Regions from separate parts of the Homo sapiens genome. Here region 2 is linked to region 1. A link is a loop called in an ENCODE intact Hi-C map of the cell type or tissue named here. Cell type or tissue: ascending aorta. All regions are shown on one strand. Each heading gives the region's core, and the rest is flanking DNA. Links, peaks and the distances in the headings are about the cores only. Region 1 holds the start of LINC02410 (long intergenic non-protein coding RNA 2410). Region 2 has its middle 57 kb from the start of USP44.

Evidence for each region. Peaks named below come from ENCODE experiments on the same cell type or tissue, not always from the same donor. Only the 100,000 strongest peaks of a DNase experiment are listed, where the experiment ranks them.
Region 2: it touches region 1 in a loop (7-fold over the local background); 7 of 110 quality-filtered maps call a loop at or near these places.

What each region holds. Positions count from the first base shown.
Region 1 is chr12:95,799,940-95,810,089 of GRCh38, reverse strand. All of the region lies in intron 2 of SNRPF-DT (SNRPF divergent transcript), which reads left to right. LINC02410 (long intergenic non-protein coding RNA 2410) reads right to left here and starts at 6,993. Exons shown (of 2, transcript NR_135016.1): 1 at 6,820-6,993. In ascending aorta, for the core only: no CTCF peak of the experiment used is centred there; a DNase peak (open chromatin) is centred at 4,029; H3K27ac peaks cover 2,185 bases.
Region 2 is chr12:95,603,130-95,613,279 of GRCh38, reverse strand. No RefSeq gene overlaps it. Among named protein-coding and RNA genes, the nearest start is that of USP44, 57 kb to the right of the region's middle. RefSeq lists enhancers at 979-1,547, 1,548-2,116. In ascending aorta, for the core only: no CTCF peak of the experiment used is centred there; DNase peaks (open chromatin) are centred at 4,458 and 4,859; H3K4me3 peaks cover 601 bases; H3K27ac peaks cover 1,886 bases.

The sequences.
Region 1 (10,150 bases), core at 2,854-5,353:
GCAAACCACCATGGCACATACAAATGTATGTAACAAACCTGCATGTTCTGCACACGTATCGCAGAACTTAAAGTAAAATTTAAAAATAATAATAATAAGTTAACCTTTTTTAAAAAAATGCCTTTGTAGTTTTAGCTTTTTTCTATTATGTCTCTGCAACTTTCCTGGGAGTGACCCAAACGCAAACATTCTCTGCTTATGGTACTTCCCAAGGTGCTCTTGTCACTGTAGTGCTGCCCCAATGCCACCTACACCTGGCCTGCATGTGTGTTTACGATGCTAAACATTGGGATGGGACTAGAAGGTTCAACAAGATACATCAACGTGACACAGATACTATTTGATTGATTTTTTTTCTTCTTATGTAGATCTATATAGAGCCATCCTTTCTAAACTTATAAAAGTGCTTTTGTTTTAGTCACTTATTTCTTCATCTGAAATTCTTTGCTCTAGAACAGGGGTCCCCAACTCCTGGTCCGTGGCCTGTTAGGAACCAGCCTGCACAGCAGGAGGTGAGTGGCCGGCCAGCATTACCACAAGAGCTCCGCCTCCTGTCAGATTAGTGGCAGCAATAGATTCTCATAGGAATTCAAACCCTATTGTGAACTGCACATGCAAGGGAGCTAGGCTGCAGGCTCTCTATGAGAATCTAATGCCTGATGATCTGAGGTGGAACCGTTTTATCCCAAAACCATCCCCCCACCGACCCCGTCCATGGAAAAATTGTCTTCCGTGAAACCAGTCCCTGGTGCTAAAAAGATTGGAGACTGCTGCTCTAGAAGATGCACTTGTTAAGAGAATTCTAATTCCTTGGTTTTTTTTATTTAAAGAATGAGTAATATTTTTTAAAGTCCAATACTTTTCTTTAAAAGGAAATTAAGCAGGAAATAGGAAAGAGTTTAGTCATTATCCTTTAAATTGCTGTATCTCATAGCTAATTCACACCAGAAGCCTAAAAATTAAGCAGCATTAAAATGTGATCATTCACTAGCATTTTTCACTGCTTGATTTGAGGCTGTTGTTAATTTCAATACTCATAGTGGTAGCTAAGCATAAAAATTAAAAATATATACATGTATTTTAAAAAATCTTTAAGCTTTATGATTTATGATATTTAGCAGTGTCTGTATATAAAGATAAAAATAGTCTAAGTATGTATCATATTTGTTATAGCCTAATAGTTTACTTTGTTAGTGAGGGAATTTACTAGTCAATTATATAAACATTATAATTGAAGCCTATGCATGGATTTTGAGAAAAGAAATAGGCTGAGATAATGAAAGGCAGTGATCTTAACTAAACATCTAAAGATTAAAATAGAATTAAAGCAATAACTACAATATATTACAATTAGCAATAACTACAATATATTACAATTACAATATACTACAATATATTACAATTAAAGCAATAACTACAATATATTAAAATTAGGCTGACATAAAGCCTTTAATTTCAACCATGTAATATTCAGCCATGTAAAATAAGTATGTTAAATAAGTATTAAATATATTTTGGACATTTAGAGTAAGGAAATGTAAATGTTTCTCTATGAACATTTTACTAATAAACTTGTAAAAATCAACTGGCAAAATATATTTTCTTAACTATATGGAAAAAGTATAAAAGAAACAACTTATATAAGTACATACTATGTGCAAGACACTCTTCCTAGAACTTTATGTGCAATGATGACTCATTTAGTCCTTGATATGGTTTGACTCTGTGTCCCCACCCAAATCTCGTCTCGAATTGTGATCCCCACGTGTGTAGGGAGGGACCTGGTGTGAGAGGTGATTGGATCATGGGGGCGGATTCTCCCATGCTGTTCTCGTGATAGTGAGTGAGTTCTCAAGAGATCTGATGGTTTAAAAGTGTGTGGTGGTTCTCCCCGCTCTCTCTCTCTCCTGCTGCCCTGAGAAGAAGGTCCCTGTTCCCGTTTGCCTTCCACCATGATTGTGAGATTTCTGAGGCCTCCCAGTCATGCTTCCTGTTACGTCTGTGGAACTGAGTCAATTAAACCTCTTGTCTTCATAAATTACCCAGTCTCAGGTAGTTCTTTATAGCAGTGTGAGAACAGACTAATATAGTCCTCATAAGAAATCTCTGAGAGAAATACTCGTAGTATCCCAATTTACAGATGAGGAAACTGAGGCATAAAGAAGATAGATAATTTGCCCAAAATCACTCTGCTAGTGAGTGGGATTCTAACCTAGAGTTAGAACATGAGCGTCTAGGCTCCTAATCATTTCACCATTCTGCTTTTGCAGCATGATCAGTAATCTTTTAATTCACTTTGGTTAGAGCAATTAAAAATGTCTGGTTAAAATAACAAATTATGGTGAGTTAGTATTATTACATTATTACTATCACAACATGGAATTACCCAAATAAGTTGTATAGAATTTTTAAAAATATGAGTACATTGCTGGACGTCACATCCTTAGGCTTCAGGAACTGAAGACACATTGCAATTTACTCTAGGCTAATTAGCAAAAAAGAAAAAAAGCACCACTGCACCTGGTAGGAAAAAGATAAATAATAGTTAATTTTTATTAAATGCGTATGATGTGTCAAGCATTATTCTGAGTGCTTTAATTAATGTATTTAATCCTACCACAATCTTCTAAGATATGTGTTATTATTACTCCCATTTTATGAATGAGGCTTAGTGGGAGTAACATGTTCACCCTGCCCTCTCCCTCCTCTATTCTTCATTGTTGGAGAGTTCAGAATCTTGGTTGTTTTCTTGTTTTTTACTGGTGGGTGATTTTAAAATTTTTAGGTGGCTTTTGCTGGTAAAGAAAGTTGCAACCTTTGGTTAAAGACTGAGTTGAGGCTGAGCGCAGTGGCTCACGCCTGTAATCCCAGCACTTTGGGAGGCCGAGGCAGGCGGATCACAAGGTCCGGAGTTTAAGACCAGCCTGGTCAATGCATTGAAACCCCTTCTCTACTACAAAAATTAGCCGGGCGTGGTGGCATATGCCTGTAGTCCCAGCTATTCAGGAGGCTGAGGCAGAAGAATTGCTTGAACCCAGGAGGCAGAGGTTGCAGTGAGCCAAGATCATGCCACTGCTCTCCAGCCTGGGTGACAGAGTGGGACTCCGTCTCAAAAAAAAAAAAAAAAAAAAAAATGAGTTGAAGGATAATTGCTGCTTCATGACAGAATTTTAAGAAAATGGCTTTGAAGGCATTTTGCTTTCTGCCAGTAGTGTTACTACTGCATGATCTGGTTTAGTACAATAATAATGACCAGGAGCTCTGGCATCTAATTTTTCAAATCCTGGCTCTGCCTCTGTCTTAGAAGCAGAGGTTCCTGTTCCTGCTGCTATAACAAAATACCTTACACTAGGTAATTTATAAACAACAGAAATTTATTCTTCATAGTTCTGGAGGCTGAAAAGTCCACCATCAAGGCAGCAGCAGATTAGATGTCTGGTGAGGGTCCCCTCTCTGCTTCAAAAATCACACCTTCTCAAGAAATCCTCCCATGGCAGAAGGGTGTGAACAGGGCAAACAGGCTTTCTCCAGTACTAAGGGCACTAATCCCATTCATGAGGTGACTCAATCACCTTCCACCTCCTAATACCATCACCTTGGGGGTTAGGTTTCAACACATGAATTTTGGAGGAACACAAACATTCAGACTATAGCAGCCTCTTCTTAGGTGATCTTGTGCAATTTCTTGAATGGATTATACAGAAACATCCCTGCTCTGTTAGTGTTCCTGGGGTAAGGGTAGGAGAGGGTCATGGGTTGGGATAGGAGGAGAGCTGATTGAGAAAGGGAATGAAAGAGGCCGGAGGCTATAAAAGTATCTAAAATTGTTTCCTCCTAACCTCATTCGACATTTTCCCTTACTTACTTGATGTTTTCTGTTTGCTTAATGATGAAATCTGTTTGATTCCTGTCAGCTTTTTCTTAGTCATATGAGAACTTTCTAGAACTAATGGGGTTGCATGAGAACTGACTTCCAGGCCCACCCATGCTGTTACAGTGAGATCACTTTTTGTAGCACTAGTTCTCGTTCTGCTTGCCATCTTTCCTGATGTGTCACCAATATTGTCTGTGAACCACACCCACAAAAACAACTCAGAAACAGATTTTCTTGAACCACATGTGACGTTGGCAAAGTGTGGTATTTTTAAGTAGGCCACATAGCTATCTAACCGATCACTCTTCCTCCATTGTGAACAAATATATATTGAGAACTTACCCTGTGCCTGGCACCAGTGATAGAAAGACAAATATCCCTGGCTACTTCGTATTAGCAGCAAGCCTAGTATGCCTTATACACTGCCAGGGTAGATGGTTTTTATTTTTTTTAAGTTAAGTTGCTTTCCAACTCTTGACTGTGCATAACTTTTTCTTATAACCTGTGGTCTCTATTTTTGCCTTCTGTTTAGCTCTTTCACTAGTATCATTACTTGCAAATATGCCAGAGCATCTCAACTTTATTCTACCAGGATCACGATTGATTTATATTCTTCTTTTGGCTCCTTGCAGTGCTTTTTTCTGCTAGTGCAAGCTATTTACATGCACTTACTCTGCACTTTGCACACATTATTCCCCTTGTGGTATTACCCCCTGTGAGGTCTAGACCTGTGCTATCCAGTACTGAATGAATAAGATATTCCACAAATACATATACTATATATAGGTGTCTATCTATCTATCTATCTATCTATCTATCTATCTATCTATCTGTCTATCTATAGTCTCTCCATATTACCTATAATGTATATTATATATATGTAACTTAAAACTCTAGATATGCAGCTAAAAAATGAACTGGCTATAGTCTTTGCCCTTTTTAGTATTTAACTAAAGACCTGCCTTTCTAAAGAAAGCTTCTGGTTTCAATCGGATAAAATTAATTTTTGACCTTGCTTGTACATGGGATGAGAGTTTATAAAGTTATAATATAATTGGCAATCTTGTGTCACTGTAAGTTTGACATATATCATTTGTTAGTGAGAAAGCAGAAGCTATGCTATGAAATCCTCTCCCTCTCTGCTTTGAAGAAATTTTTATGGCAGAAACTAAACTATAATGCAGCTTAAACTTGGAACTAAGCCGAACAACTTGGATTCATGGGCATATCAGCATCATTATGATGGTGATGATCATGATGATCATTACTACCTTACCATTATCATCTCATCACAAGTATTATTATTACTACTAATGAGAGTTGTAATTATATTACTTTTATGTTGATTCTTTCTCCAAAATGAATTCCTCCCCTCTCTTCCCATTTTTTTACCTCGTCCTAATTGTGTTTATAGAAACAGAAGTGACAATTTACTTAATTACATAATACTAAACAAAAGAATATTGTATCAACACTGATTTGGCATGGAATGAGGTTGCCTATTAAAGCTGTATTATCATAACATATCTCCCAGACATGATATTTTTTCTGCTTGCAGCCAAAAGTAGAAATTTTTTTGAAACACATTTAGAGTTGTTTCTGGAGTTAGGCATTAGTAGATTATCACTAATTGCTTGAGAGACCCCACAGTCCTAATTAGACGGAAAAGTGAAATGCAGAGGCGGGGCTACCACAGTCAGCCTTGAAGATTGCGTGCTGCAGAATCCCAGGGCTTGCTACTCACATGATGTGAATGGCATTCCCAACATTGTGCAGCAGAGCAACCTGCACATTTGGAAGTACTGAGAATATTGTAGGAAAAAATAAAGAACATTTCATGAAAGCATTTGGTAGATCCATGGTCATCTCATTGTCTTTGAAGGTAAATTTTATTTTTAAATTTAATTCTTTCTAGAAGCCATGAATATTAAGAAGTATAATAATTTGAAAAGAGAAAAAAGTTCTTGGTAGGAGATTCTACAATCAATATTCAATTTCACAAAAGTACACCATTAGAAATGAGAAAAGCAAATGTAAAACTTGGACTTAGAGTGTGTAAAGGGCAAATCAACTAGTAGAGAAGGTAAACATAGGAGAAAAGAGTTAAGAAAAGAAATGACTCTAGCAATAGTGCAGATTACATAGCTTGAATTCTCTCGGTACAAAACATCTAGTTGCCAGCTAAAAAACAAACATTTTAAAGCATATTGTTTGCCTCACAAAGATAATAAAGGAAATCACCAGTCCTCCAATATTGTGACTATTCAAAATGTACTACATATTCTAGCCAGTGTAATTAGAAAGGAAAAACAAATAAAAATTGTAAAGATTGGAAAGAAGAAATAAATGGTCCCTAAATGTACACAATATGGTTGTTTATATGGAAACATGGAGTTAGGCATAAGAGACTACAAATTATTAGAATTAGGAATTTAGTAAGGTTGCTGGATATAAGATCAATAGACAAAAATCAATGACATCCCCATACAGCAAAGATTAAGAAATATTACTTTTAAAAATATATCATATATAAAAATAATCAAAAATATGTATAGTAATAAATCTAATAAATGATTGGCAAGATTTTTATGTAGAAAATTAGGCAACTTTGTTGAAATGTCTTTAAGAGGACCTAAATACATGGAGAATATATGATGTTCATAAAAATGTAAACTAAATTCCCTAAAGATGTAAATACTCCTTAAATTAACTATAAATGTAATACAATTCCAATTCAACCCAACCCAACAGATCTGAGTAGTGGAATAGAATTGAGTTGCTGGTATTTGAGGCGAATCTGGAATTCTTTTGAGAGCCTAGTATAATTAACGGTGCCTCTGATAGAAAAAATATTCCCTGTAAATTTTGTTATCAAAAGGATGAATACTCAGATATAGGTTGCAAATAGAAAATCTACCTTATTTACCAAGAACTTGAATATTTACCTCAACATAAGAAACTAAGGATATGATGATTTCTTGGCAAAGGAATTGCTGTGTCAGTTGCAAGATGGCATTTTTCATCCATGACTCAGAAGTCTGGAATACCTGCCCAGTGCCTCATATGGATATAGACTCTAGGCTTCCAGACCCAGAGAGGAGAATGTTTTAGCAAGTGCATACTGCCACACATGAGAGCATCCAAAGCATCCAAAGTTATCTGAACTACTATACCTCACCCAGAGGCTACCTGTTAAACTATAACAGGCATGCCACCTGTGCCTTCAGAGGCCAATAAGTGATCTTTGAACAGGGTTGGAGTTAAAAAGTAAACCTATCCTTCACGTTTCTGCACTGTTAAAACTAAAGTACTTATAACAACGGACTTGATATGACTCTGCGGTCAATGTTTGCTTCTAAGATTGGCTCATTGTTTACATTTTAAAGGAAGAACACATTTGTTATGAAAAAGTTTTTCCGAATAGTGTGATTGCTTTGGAAGCAGCTCTTAAAACTGTAACACTATGTAATTGGCCAAACTTTCTGTACTACAGTTACCCTTCCAACTCTATAACTGTGAGTTTTTGGTATTTTTCAGTGAAAAGAGAGCCAGTTCAAAACATAAGATTATATAGATGTCTTTTAAAAGAGTTATACTATCACTTTTGTGTTAAAAAACAAGAATTCCAAAGAACGCCAATAAAGATTAAAATCTTCATCAACAAGCATTTATTTTCTCAATAGGCATGAAAGCATTACATAAAATATGGAAAAAATCTCAGACTGGTGATGTGTTTGGTGTGTCCTTTCAACAACTTCTTCTGTGTTTCTGGCTCACCCTCTTACCCTGCTTTTCCTCTCTTACATCCTCTTCATTGTGGAAAGAGGTAATAGATACAAACCAAAAACTTCATGGAAAGCATGCATGGCAGTCTGTTTCCTACAATATACACTAAAAGTGTAATTAGTTTCCTATTTACTTTTCTCTTCTGTTGTTTACTAGTTGCTAACAGTGACTATCATTTGAAAAGGGTGAAAATAGTAAAGCTATAGATGATCTGAACAGATCAGTCAATTTGACCTAGTGAACGTTTATCAAATACTTCAATAACAGCTGAATTACACATTCTTTTCAAATTCACAAGAAATATACACCATGATAGGCCATATGCTGGGCCATTAAACATACTTTAACAAATTTAAAAGAATAGAAATTATACAAAATATGATCTCAGAAAAGTTAGCTGGAGAATCCCCAAATATCTGCAAATTAAACAATGTGTTTCTAAATAACTCATGAGCCAAAGAAGAAATCTCAGGAGAAAATTTTAAATATTTTGAATTAAATGTAAATAAAAGTACAACTTATCAAAATTCACAGGACACAGCAAAAGCAGTGCTTAGAGGGAAATTTGTAGCATTAAACGCATATATTAGAAATGGAGAAAGGTCTAACTTCCTTAGGAAATTGGAAATTCATTCCATCTTAGATAATTAGTAAAAAGGGTGAAATAAAACTGATTAGCAAGCAAAGAAAAAAATTCAATTTTACATATAATCTAATAAAAGAAATACTAATACAAATATCACTTTTCACATACTAAATTGGAAAATTTATACTTTTAAAGTATAATATTCAATGCTGGTATGGGTGAGGTGAAATAGGCACCATACCTTAGTGATAGTTGTACAGATGGATGCAGCATTTTTGGAGAGAAATTTGACAATGTGGCCTAAATGTAACTTTTCTTTGAGCTGATATTTTCATTTTAATGATGATAAGAAAATAAAAATTAAAAAAACTCAAATTAACAAAATGTTTAACAGAGATAGCTATAAAACTATTATGAATAATAGCAAAAATCTGAAAATAACACAAAAGTATAATAAGGTAGATCCACTCACTGGAACAGTATATGGCCATGAAAACTGATGTTTGTGTAGAATTTCTAATAACTTAATAATAAGTGAAGAAAGGCCGGGTGCAGTGGCTTACGTCTGTAATCCTAGCACTTTGGGAGGTCGAGGCAGGTGGATCACCTGAGGTCAGGAGTTTGAGATCAACCTGACCAACATGATGAAACCCCATCTCTACTAAAAATACAAAAAATTAGCCGGGCATGGTGCAGACACCTGTAATCCTAGCTACTCATGAGCCTGAGGCAGGAGAATCACTTGAACTTGGGAGGCGGAGGTTGCAGTGATCCGAGATCACGTCACTGCACTCCAGCCTGGGCAGCAAAAGCGAAACTCCATCTAAAAAAATTTAAAAAGTAAAGAAAACATGGAACAAAAATTGTATGGCTATATAGGCTAGATATAAGATTAGAAGGAGCCATACCAAAATGAAAGCTGGTTTTATTAACGGTAGAGGGTGTCCAGGTTCTTGGTGTCCTAAACAAAGAATTGGACAAAACATACAAACAAAGCAAGGAAGGAATGAAGGGTTTTATTGAAAATGAAAGTACGCTCCACAGTGTGGGAGTGGCCCTGAGCATAGAGGCTCAAAGGCCCAGTTACAGAATTTTTGGGAGTTTAAATACCTAGAGGATTCCATTGGTTACTTCAGGTACACCCTATGTAAATGGAAAGGATGAAGTAAAGTTACAAAGTCATTTACAGCCTATGCCCTATGGAGACGATATTTCCTGTTATAGCTGAAGTATGAGTCAGCCTTATGCTCCCTGCCTCCAGACCCTATTTTCCTGCCTCAGTTTCTTTGGAAGATGGGTTTGCCCTACTAACTGCTTTTCTGTTATTTCCCAAAGACCCATGATGAACACAGTGGTTTCACTCATGGGCTTTGGAATCCAGTGGTTGGGTTACAGTCTCAGCTCTATTATTTACTAGTTGGGTGAGTCTCAGTTCTCATTTGTAAAGCAAGGATGACAATTGACAGTCTCTCCCTAGGGTGACTAAGAAGTCTGAAGGTGATCTTGTATGTAGAGTGTTTAGCACAAGGCCTGCTGTATATTAAGTCCCCAATAAATGCTAGCTATTTGTTATTGGTTATAATGAGGAAAAAATTTCTATCAAAAGTAAGCACATTAGGGCCAAGTGCAGTAGCATATGCCTGTAATCCCAGCACTTTGGGAGGCCGAGACGGGCAGATCACCTGAGGTCAGGAGTTCAAGACCAGCCTGGCCAACATGGTGAAACCCCGTGTCTACTAAAAATACAAAAAAAATTAGCCGGATGTGGTGGTGCATGCCTGTAATCCCAGCTACTCAGGAGGCTGAGGCAGGAGAATCACTTGAACCTGGAAGGCAGAGGCTGCAGTGAGTCAAGATGGCGCCACCACACTCCAGCCTGGGTGACAGAGCAAGACTCCATCTCA
Region 2 (10,150 bases), core at 3,745-6,244, 200 kb after region 1:
TCTGTTGGTCCTAATAGCATTGCCTCTCCCTGCCTGGCCTCATCCCTGGCCATCTCATCTTTCTGATAAACTCTGACTCACAAGATTCCCATTATCCTCCTGATGTATGCTTTAACTTGGGAGGACGGATTTATTTCAGCTGTTCGATTTTAAGATGGAAGAAAATAGTTTCCAGGTTAGGCACGGTGGCTCACACCTGTAATCCTAGCACTTTGGGAGGCCGAGGCGGGTGGATCACCTAAGGTCAGGTATTTGAGACCAGCCTGGCCAACATGGTAAAACCCTGTCTCTACTAAAAATACAAAAATTAGCCGAGTGTGGTGGTGGGCGCCTGTAATCCCAGCTACTCGGGAGGCTGAGGCAGGAGAATCACTTGAACCCGGGAGGCGGAGGTTGTGGTGAGCCAAGATTGAGCCATTACACTCCAGCCTGGGCAACAAGAGCGAAACTCCGTCTCAAAAAAGAAAAAGAAAAAAAAAAGTTTCCAAAGGATTTTTACCACCAGGAAGACTATCCTAGGTAACAACAGATAACTTTCTCAGTGGGCTTGTCCTTTATCGCTTTTAAAGAAAACTCCCAATCCCAGCACTTTGGGAGGCTGAGGCGGGCGGATCACCTGAGGTCAGGAGTTCAAGACCAGCCTGACCAACATGGAGAAACCCCACCTCTACTCAAAATACAAAATTAGCTGGGTGTGGTGGTGCATGCCTGTAATCCCAGCTACTCGGGAGGCTGAGGCAGGAGAATCACTTGAACCCAGGAGGCTGAGGTTGCGGTGAGCCAAGATCACACCGTTGCACTCCAGCCTGGGCAACAAGAGCAAAACTCCATCTCAAAAAAAAGAAAGATAAATAAATGAATTAATTAATTAATTAAACTCCCCTTTTTCCGACAGTATAGCACAATAGCTTTTAGAGCTTCTGGCTAGGCTCAATGCAGAACAGCTTTTAATTATTTCTTGTCCACTACCTATGGATTACTCTCAAGATACTACCACTTCTAAAATAAGAATTGTTAGTAATTAATTATATTCACACAGCTGCATTTATGGACCTGTGTGTGTACTGTAAATGACTGAGGAATATAGCCATGCAATCTGTTCCCAAGGTCATGGCTTAATGACTAACACACCTGAGAATGCTTTATCAAATGTTTGCATAAGCCATTGTGTTTGGCATATCAGGAGGAGGTTTTCACTAGGCCAGCTGATTAGCATTCATTAAAATGAGAAAAGTATCTACTCTGCTTCTCAGACCTACTCTAACCAGCCTCAATTCTCGTCATTTACTTAATTGCTTCTTTCCTGATTTGCTATTAATTCCCAATCTATCTCTCATCACCCTACCACTTTTCTAAGGTCTTTGTCCCTACTTCCACCCTCCAGACACCTGCCCGAATGGCAGGAGTGATAACATCAAGCCTACAGCAGTAGGTGGATTGCTATGATGAGAACAACAGGGCATTCATTTAAGAGGGACTCCAAGCCATTTTGTTCCACAAATACATTTGCAATATTCACAAAATCAGCTTGGTGCAGTGGCTCACACCTGTAATCCCAGCACTTTAGGAGGCTGAGGCAGGTGTATCACTTGAGGTCAGGAGTTCGACACCAGCCTGACCAACATGGTGAAACCCCGTCTCTACTAAAAACACAAAATTAGCTGGGCATGCTGGTGCATGCCTGTAATCCCAGCTACTCGGAGGCTGAGGCAGGAGAATCGCTTGAACCTGGGAGGCAGAGGTTGCAGTGAACCATTGCACTCCAGCCTGGCCAACAAGAGTGAAACTCTGTCTCAAAAAAACAAAAAAAATTCACAAAATCACATACACACAACCACTGATAAAGCTTCATTTATTGGACAAGTCAAAACTATCTTTCACATTTTTTAAAAAGGAAGACTATTTTGTCAGGAGAATTATCTGTCATGTAGAAGCTGAAAGAAATTTTAGACTTGAAAATAACAATTTTGGGGGCCAGGCATGGTGGTTCATGCCTATAATCCCAGCACTTTGGGAGGCCAAGATGGGCAGATCACTTGAGCTCAGGAGTTGGAGACCAGCCTGACCAATATAGTGAAACCCCGTCTCTACATAAAATGCAAAAATTAGCTGGGGCATGGTGGCACATGCCTGCAGTCCCAGCTACTTGAGGGACTGAAGCGAGAGAATCCCTTGAGCCCAGGAGGCAGAGGTTGCAGTGAGCGAAGATAGCACCTGGGCAAAATCCCATCTCAAAAAAGAAAAAAAAAAAAAAGGAAAGAAGAAAGAAGAAGAAGAAAATAACAATTTTTAAATTATTTCACCAGTTAAAATTGAAGTAACTCTGGTCGCCGTAATCTTAGATTTAGGGGTTTATCCTAAGGAAATAATCAACATGCATTCAAAGATTTATGTTCAATGGTGTTCTGCTGAATGTTACTATAAAAAGAAAAAGTTGAACCCAATCTGAATGTCCAACAATAGAAATTTTGTTTAATAAATTGTGGTATGTTCATTTGATTAAGCTTCAAAATCATGTAAGCAAATAATATTTAAAGAAATAATAAAATGTATAAAATATCAACATATGGTGGGAGGAAGAGCAGATAGTAAAACGTGAGTTTATGCTGATTTTGATGTCAAAATGTTCTAATTATCAGAAGTAATTATCTGATGCAATTTCAGGGTTTTTTTTTTTCCAAATTTTCTATAATAAGCATTATTTTATTTAAATACATATGCACACATATATTTTTATTTTAAAAGAAAAGGGTGAAAAAAACGGTAGGTATAGTTGTTGAAACACTAAAAAATAATTTCATCATGAAAGTATACTTTGGTTCCTAAATCAATTTAATTTGAAATCAGTGTAAATGTAAGTTTCCACATTTTTAAATTTTGACTACTCAGTGCATACAAATTATTATTCAGAGCACTAACTTAGCTATCACAAAATGTTTAAGCCATGTTATTTGCATAAACACATGGATAATATTCTTCTGTTGTTTTTATCCCATCTGCTTTTTTTTTTTTTTTTTTGAGACAGAGTCTCGCTCTGTTGCCCAGTCATGAGTGCAGTGGCGCGATCTCGGCTCACTGCAAGCTCCGCCTCCCGGGTTCACGCCATTCTCCTGCCTCAGCCTCCCAAGTAGCTGGGACTACAGGCGCCTGACACCACGCCCGGCTAATTTTTTTTGTATTTTTAGTAGAGACGGGGTTTCACCGTGTTAGCCAGGATGGTCTCAATTTCCTGACCTCGTGATCCGCCCGCCTCGGCCTCCCAAAGTGCTGGGATTACAGGCGTGAGCCACTGCGCCCGGCCTATCCCATCTGTTTTTCTTATTGCTTTAGAAACATGAGAATAATAAAAAGAAAGACACTATGACATTCAGTACTAAATAAATGATAATATGCATGCTAAGCAGCCTACTCATAATAATAATGTTTCTTTTGTAGAAAAAGATACATTTTGAGTCAATTACTCATAACTAGTAAATGACCTGATTGCTGCTAAGTACTGATACGACTCATATTTTCCAAGATCCTATATTATCTGTGTTTATACTAAATGATGTCACCTTATATATTCTTTTTTTTGAGACAAAGTTTCACTCTTGTTGCCCAAACTGGAGTGCAGTAGTGCGATCTTTGCTCACTGCAACCTCTGCCTCCCTCCTGTCTCAGCCTACCAAGTAGCTGGAATTACAGGCATGTGCCACCATATCCGGCTAATTTTGTTTTTGTTTTTGTTTTGTTTTTTGTAGAAATGGGGTTTCACCATGTTGGTCAGGCTGTTCTCAAACTGCTGACCTCAAGTGATCGGCCCACCTCAGCCTCCCAAAGTGCTGGGATTACAGGTGTGAGCCACTGTGCCCAGCCTTATATAATTCTTTAGGCTATAAATTACTAACTCTAAAAATTATCAAAAGGAGAGTTAGAGCTTTTTATACATAACTCCTCAAGATTCTTAGTCTTTTAGACACAGCAAAAGAGGAATAAAAATTTTCAAACAAATAGTTGAAAGTGTTCACTGTGGGAATCCTTTTTTGGTTTGTCCGTTTGAGACAGTCTTGCTCCATTGCCCAGGCTGGAGTGCAGCGGCAAAATCTTGGCTCACTGCAACCTCCACCTCCCAGGTTCAAGCCATCCTCCTGCCTCAGCCTCCTGAGTAGCTGGGATTACAGACGCCTGCCACCAAGCCTGGCTATTTTGGATTTTTAGTAGAGACGGGAGTTTCACCATGTTGGCCAGGCTGGTCTTGAACTCCTGATCTCAAGCAATCCACCCTCCTCAGCCTCCAGAAGAGCTGGGATTACAGGCGTGAGCCACTATGCCCAGCCAACTGTGAGAATTCTTAATAGCCCATCTCTTCATGGGAGTTTTGCCTTTAAAAACACAGATAAATCACAGAAAAAAGCACCATTCATCTAATTATTCCAAAGAGGATGGGTCAGAGGAAGGAAAGGGAAAGCTTTTACGCAGCAGCTTGGCTTTGAGCCTTCATGTGTTTTTCGTCTGAAAAGGATCCCACTGTTTTTGGGACATAACAACATGACTAGTTTGAACACACCCAGGAAACAGTATTCCTCTGACAAGGTATTTAAAAGATTAGTGCCAGATATTGAAAGGTAGGTGTGAGTGTGAAGGCTGAGCTCAGTTGGTTTAATCGTGGGTCTTTAAATTGAGCCATCAGATAATAATATTTTTCTCCAGTCATCTAAGCAACATAAGACAAAAAGGGCAGGGAAGCTTAAAAGAGCTACTCAGAAGAACAAAATTAGAGCTGTGAGTCAACTATTTGCACATTGCAAATGTACTTCACCCACATTAACACAACATTACGCCTGGCGGTAAAGCCTGCCAACCTTGAGGCTGTGAGCCTGTTATAAGTAGTGGTTAAAGGAGCCGGCCAGATGCGGTGGCTCACGTTTGTAATCCCAGCACTTTGAGAGGCCGAGGTGGGTGGATCACGAGGTCAGGAGTTCGAGGCCAGCCTGACCAACACGGTAGAACCCCATCTCTACTAAAAATATAAAAATTAGCTGGGCATGGTGGCACGCACCTGTAATCCCAGCTACTCAGGAAGTTGAGGCAGGAGAATCACTTGAATCCAGGAAGCAGAGGTTGTAGTAGTGAGCCGAGATCGCGCCATTGCGCTCCAGCCTGGGCGACAGAGTAAAGACTCCAACTCAAAAAAAAAAAAAAAAAAAAAAAAAAAAGGCCAAAGAAGTTGACAATGTGCTTTAAAATGTCCCAAAATGCACTGTTCTTCCAAGCGAAGAGGGAGCACCTGACTTTTGGATTACCTGTCTCATAAACCTACTGTATAAACTCCTAACTTGGAATCTCTTAGTATATCAATGCTATTGTAACTGGAAAGGGTTTCCCAGATAAAAAGCAAACATGGTTCAAGGTTGAGACCTTATTAGCATTTCCAAAGAGCTGTGAAAAGCCTCTAAACTCTCTCCCCTGCCAAGTAAATTTTGTTTTGCTGAGCTTTGGCACAGTTCCTCTGTTGTCATGGGGGGGGGGGCATTATTGTCACAGCTGTCTCGGGGGTGCTGCCTTGAATACATTTCGAAAATAACACACGAATAAGGAACATGACATTGGCTATATCAAAAGAGTTTTATAAGACAATCACACCTGCTACTGCAAAACTCCAAACTGGCAGTATAAACATCACTTTGCACTTATTTAAAATTATGGGACCAAAAGATGACATTAGGTAAATGAATAAATAATTAGGTAAATAAATGTTCTTAGAGACAAGAACTTAAAGAATAAGTTAGAGAACTTAGAGGTAAGAATTTAGAGAATAACTACTTATTAGGTAAATAAATAAACACAGATGCCTTTGCTAAAACGACTAAGGAAAGCAGAGAAGATACTTGGAAGATATATTTTTAATGTGAACAATTAATGTAAACTTTCTCAAAAACAACTGTAATCCATTCTTTCCAACTGCTTCATTCAGTAAATTTCTTCTTCAAAATGACCAATTATTTTGTTTTGATTATCTTGCTCTGTAGAAAATAGTGGACTGTCATCAATATGAAAAGAATTTCACTATTCTTCTTAATTTTATGTTGATGATAAATTTAAAAGGTGGTTAGGGAAGTTGACAATAGCACATGCAATGCCTTGAATGATGGGCAAAGTGTGAATACGTTATGCAATATATGGAAATTTTCTTTACAAGTATACTGCCTTTAGGATATTTATGTTTAACCAGAATTGCAGGTTGGAACCTGCAACTAACTTGCATTTAGTGAAATTCAAGTTATTTATTATATCCTTACTAGTGAAAAACTGGCTCTGAGGTCATTTAACATCTCCTAAATGTCAAGAGGTCATTCAACTTCTTTACAATGACTTCAGGTTAACAACAAAAGCAAAGAAACGTTATCTTTGGTTGCTGCTTCCAACTGGCATCTTCAGAATCAAGGGATATAGTGCCACATCAGTACCATGTCAGACTTGCTACAGGATTTTGAAAAGATGAGTTTCCCAATCATCACTCTTTTTTCTAGAACTAGATTAGTGACTAAAATAAAGTAATAACACTCCCAGGGAACTGTGATCATCCATATTTAGATACTTCTCACCAGAAGATACAGTTGCATTACGATATTGGTTTGAACACCTTAACAGAATCCAAAATAACAGTGACTTACATAAGAGTTAAAAACTTATTTCTCAGGCTGGGCACAGTGGCTCATGCCTGTAATCCCAGCACTTGAGGAGGCTGAGAAAGGAAGACTGCTTGAGCCCAGGAGTTCAAGACCAGCCTGGGCAACATGGTGATACACTGTCTCTACAAAAAATTTTTAAAATAAAAAATCAGCCAGGCATGGTGGCATATGCCTGTAGTCCCACCTACTTGGGAAGCTGAGGTGGGAGGATCACCTGAGCCAAGGGAGGTTGAGGCTACGGTGGGCTATGATCCTGCCACTGCACTCCAGCCTGGACAACAGTGTGAGATCCTGTCAAAAACAAAAAACAAAACAAACAAAAAAAAACAAAAACAAAACGCCTTATTTTTCCTTCACATAGACATCTGAGTTAGTAGGTGATCTGGAATGTAGGGCAGTTCTCTTTCCAGGGCATCCAGAGAACCAGAGTTCATGAATGTTATTGTTCCACCAGAGCAGAGATACAGAGATAAACAAACTATAGTTAGCAGGCACCGGTTTTGGCAAATAAAATTTTACTGGAATACGGCCACATCCATTGTAGAAGTCTTGTCAATGGCTGCTTTGGAGCTACAAGGTCAGAATTGAGTCACTGGGACAGAGACCCTATGACTTTCATGGCAAAATATTTCCTATCTGGCTCTAAGAAAATGTTTACTTGGCTGGGCATGGTGGCTCACACCATAATCCCAGAACTTTAGGAGACCGAGGTGGGTGGATTGCTTGAGGAGTTCCAGATCAGCCTGGGTAACATGGCAAAACCCCACCTCTACAAAAATTAAAAAATTAGCTGGGGCCAGGCGCAGTGGCTCACACCTGTAATCCCAGCACTTGGGAGGCTGAGGCCAGATCACTTGAGGCCAGGAGTTCAAGATCAGCCTGGCCAACATGGTGAGCCCCCTCTCTACTAAAAATACAAAAATTAGGCGGGCATGGTGGCACATGCCTGTAGTCCCAGTTAGTTGGGAGGCTGAGACATGAGAATCCCTTGAACCCAGGAGGCAGAGGTTGCACTGAGCCACGATCACACCACTGCACTCCAGCCTAGGCAACACAGCAAGACTGTCTCAAATTAAAAAAAAAAAAAAGAGAGAGAGAGAGAGATTGAGAGAACGGATATCAGAGGCCAATTAGCAGGTTCTATAGACCACCTTTCTGGCCACCCAAGAATCAATGCATACCCTTCTGAGACATAAGAACACATTCATCTCCTTCCCAAGGAAACCAATCCAAAGTCCTACCCAGTTACCTCGCAGAGTCCAAGACCTCTCCATCGAGTTTGGATGTGGTTCCTTTTGGAGAAGTGACTCATCTACTAAACATCCACTCTCCACTTCTGTGACAAAGACAGGATAACCACAAGTAAAACTCCAGGTCAGACAAGGGAAGAATGGGAAACATACAGCTGTCACTCATCCTCAGCAACTGTAAAATCCTAATGAGCAGAAGCTGCAAAGATTCCCTGTCCTGGCAGAGAGTAAGTTCCTTGGTTGACCCACATGATCACCCCCAATTCTGTTGTCTGGGAGGATCTTTTGTGTCCATTATTCTCTATAGCAGCATCTGGGTCAGTATTGGAAACTACATCCTTCTTATTTTATTTATTTTTTAGAGACAGAGTCTTGTTCTGTCACCCAGGCTGGAGTGCAGTGGTGCCATCTCGGCTCACTGTAACATGTGCCTCCCGGGTTCAAGAGATTCTCCTGTCTCAGCCTCCTGAGTAGCTGGGATTACAGGTGCCTGCCACCATGCCCAGTTAATTTTTTCATTTTTAGTAGAGACGGGGTTTCACCATGTTGGTCAGGCTGGTCTCAAACTCCTGACCTCGTGATCTGCCCGCCTTGGCCTCCCAAAGTGCTGGGATTACAGGCGTGAGCCACTGCGCCTGGCAGACTTCCTCATTTTTAAAGTCAGTTTGAGTTGCACATTCCATTAACTGCATCGACATCAAGCTTTTATTAAGTAACTACTGCTGGGCACAGTGGCTCACGCCTGTAATCCCAGCCCTTTGGGAAGCTGAGGCAAGCAGATTACTCGAGCTCAGGCATTTGAGACTAGCCTGGGCAATATGACAAAACACTGTCTCTATAAAAAATATAAAAACTAGCCAGGTGTGGTGGCACAAGCCCGTGGTCCCAGCTATTCGGGAGGCTGAAGTGGGAGGATTTCTTGAGCCAAGGAGGTCGAGGCTACAGTGAGCCAAGATCACACCACTGCACTTCAGCCTGGGCAACAGAATAAGATCCTATCTCAAAAAAATAAAAACATAACTACTGTGTCAGGGACAATATTAGGCACAGAGAATATAAAAATGAAGAAGACAGCCAATTGGCTCAACATAGAGTTTTTATTCCAAAGGAAGACATGAATACCTAAAGAAATAATTATGATATATGCTATAATCAAGACAGGTGTAATGTGAGCCTAATAGAAGAAGCATTCCTTCTGCCTTTCTGGGACATTGAATCTGTTTCCCATCATAGATTCCTCAAGGGCAGAGAATCAAATCATTTTCTTCTTCTCATTCTCAATATTTGGCATAATTCCTTACACACAGCTGCTCAATAATAATATAGTATACTTATCAAAAGGATCAATTTTACTAAGTTCTCTAATGTGCTTGTTGATTTTTAGAGGATAAAGTTGAGTCCAAATGCAACGCATAATTTCATCAATATTTCCACCTAGTTTGCCAGAAGTCTCCAGCCCTATCTAGTATGTATGTGTGTATTTGGTGTACCTCCAAAATATGTTTAACATAACTTAAAATATAAAATACAGATAAAATTTAAACTGAAAATCACTTATCAAAGTGAAAAGACAAAATCAAAGTGAAAAGACAAAATTAAAGTAAAAAGGAGGAAAGGGAAGAAGTAGGAAGAAGGAGACATTCCGAAACATCTTAGAAAATCTTAAAGCGGATGATGCCAGTGGGCTTTGTAAAGATAAAAATGCTTAATTACAAAGCTTGGAGTGAGAGACAAACTAAAAATGAAACTACTGATTGTCTGTGCTTAAAGCGTCCTTTTCACTTCTCCCAACACACCCAACAGAAAATAGCTTAAGCTCAGTGGATTCATCCATCATATCGTCAGTAGATCTTAAAATCAACAGGCATTCCTAAAGAGATACATGGGCCACAGTTCCTTCATTTCAGTTATTTCCTTGGGTCCTGTATTCCTAATATTTTGGGACAGAGTGAAGCAACAACTCTATTCCCTGAACTAAAACTTCCCAGTAGGTCACAATACATTTTTTTGAAAGATTTGGATGGAGAATCTTGTCAGACAAGGCACCACCTGCCTGGATTAAGGAAACCACTCTCGCCTCTAAAAAATTCTCACCTTCCAAAAAATTACCAAATTATATGAAAACCTGTTCTAAAGTTTCAACAACTGTGATTTACATTTCTAAGAAGGAAGCTATTTTTAAGGTTGCATACATTTTTCTTAAAGACTACGTTGCTGTTAATGATG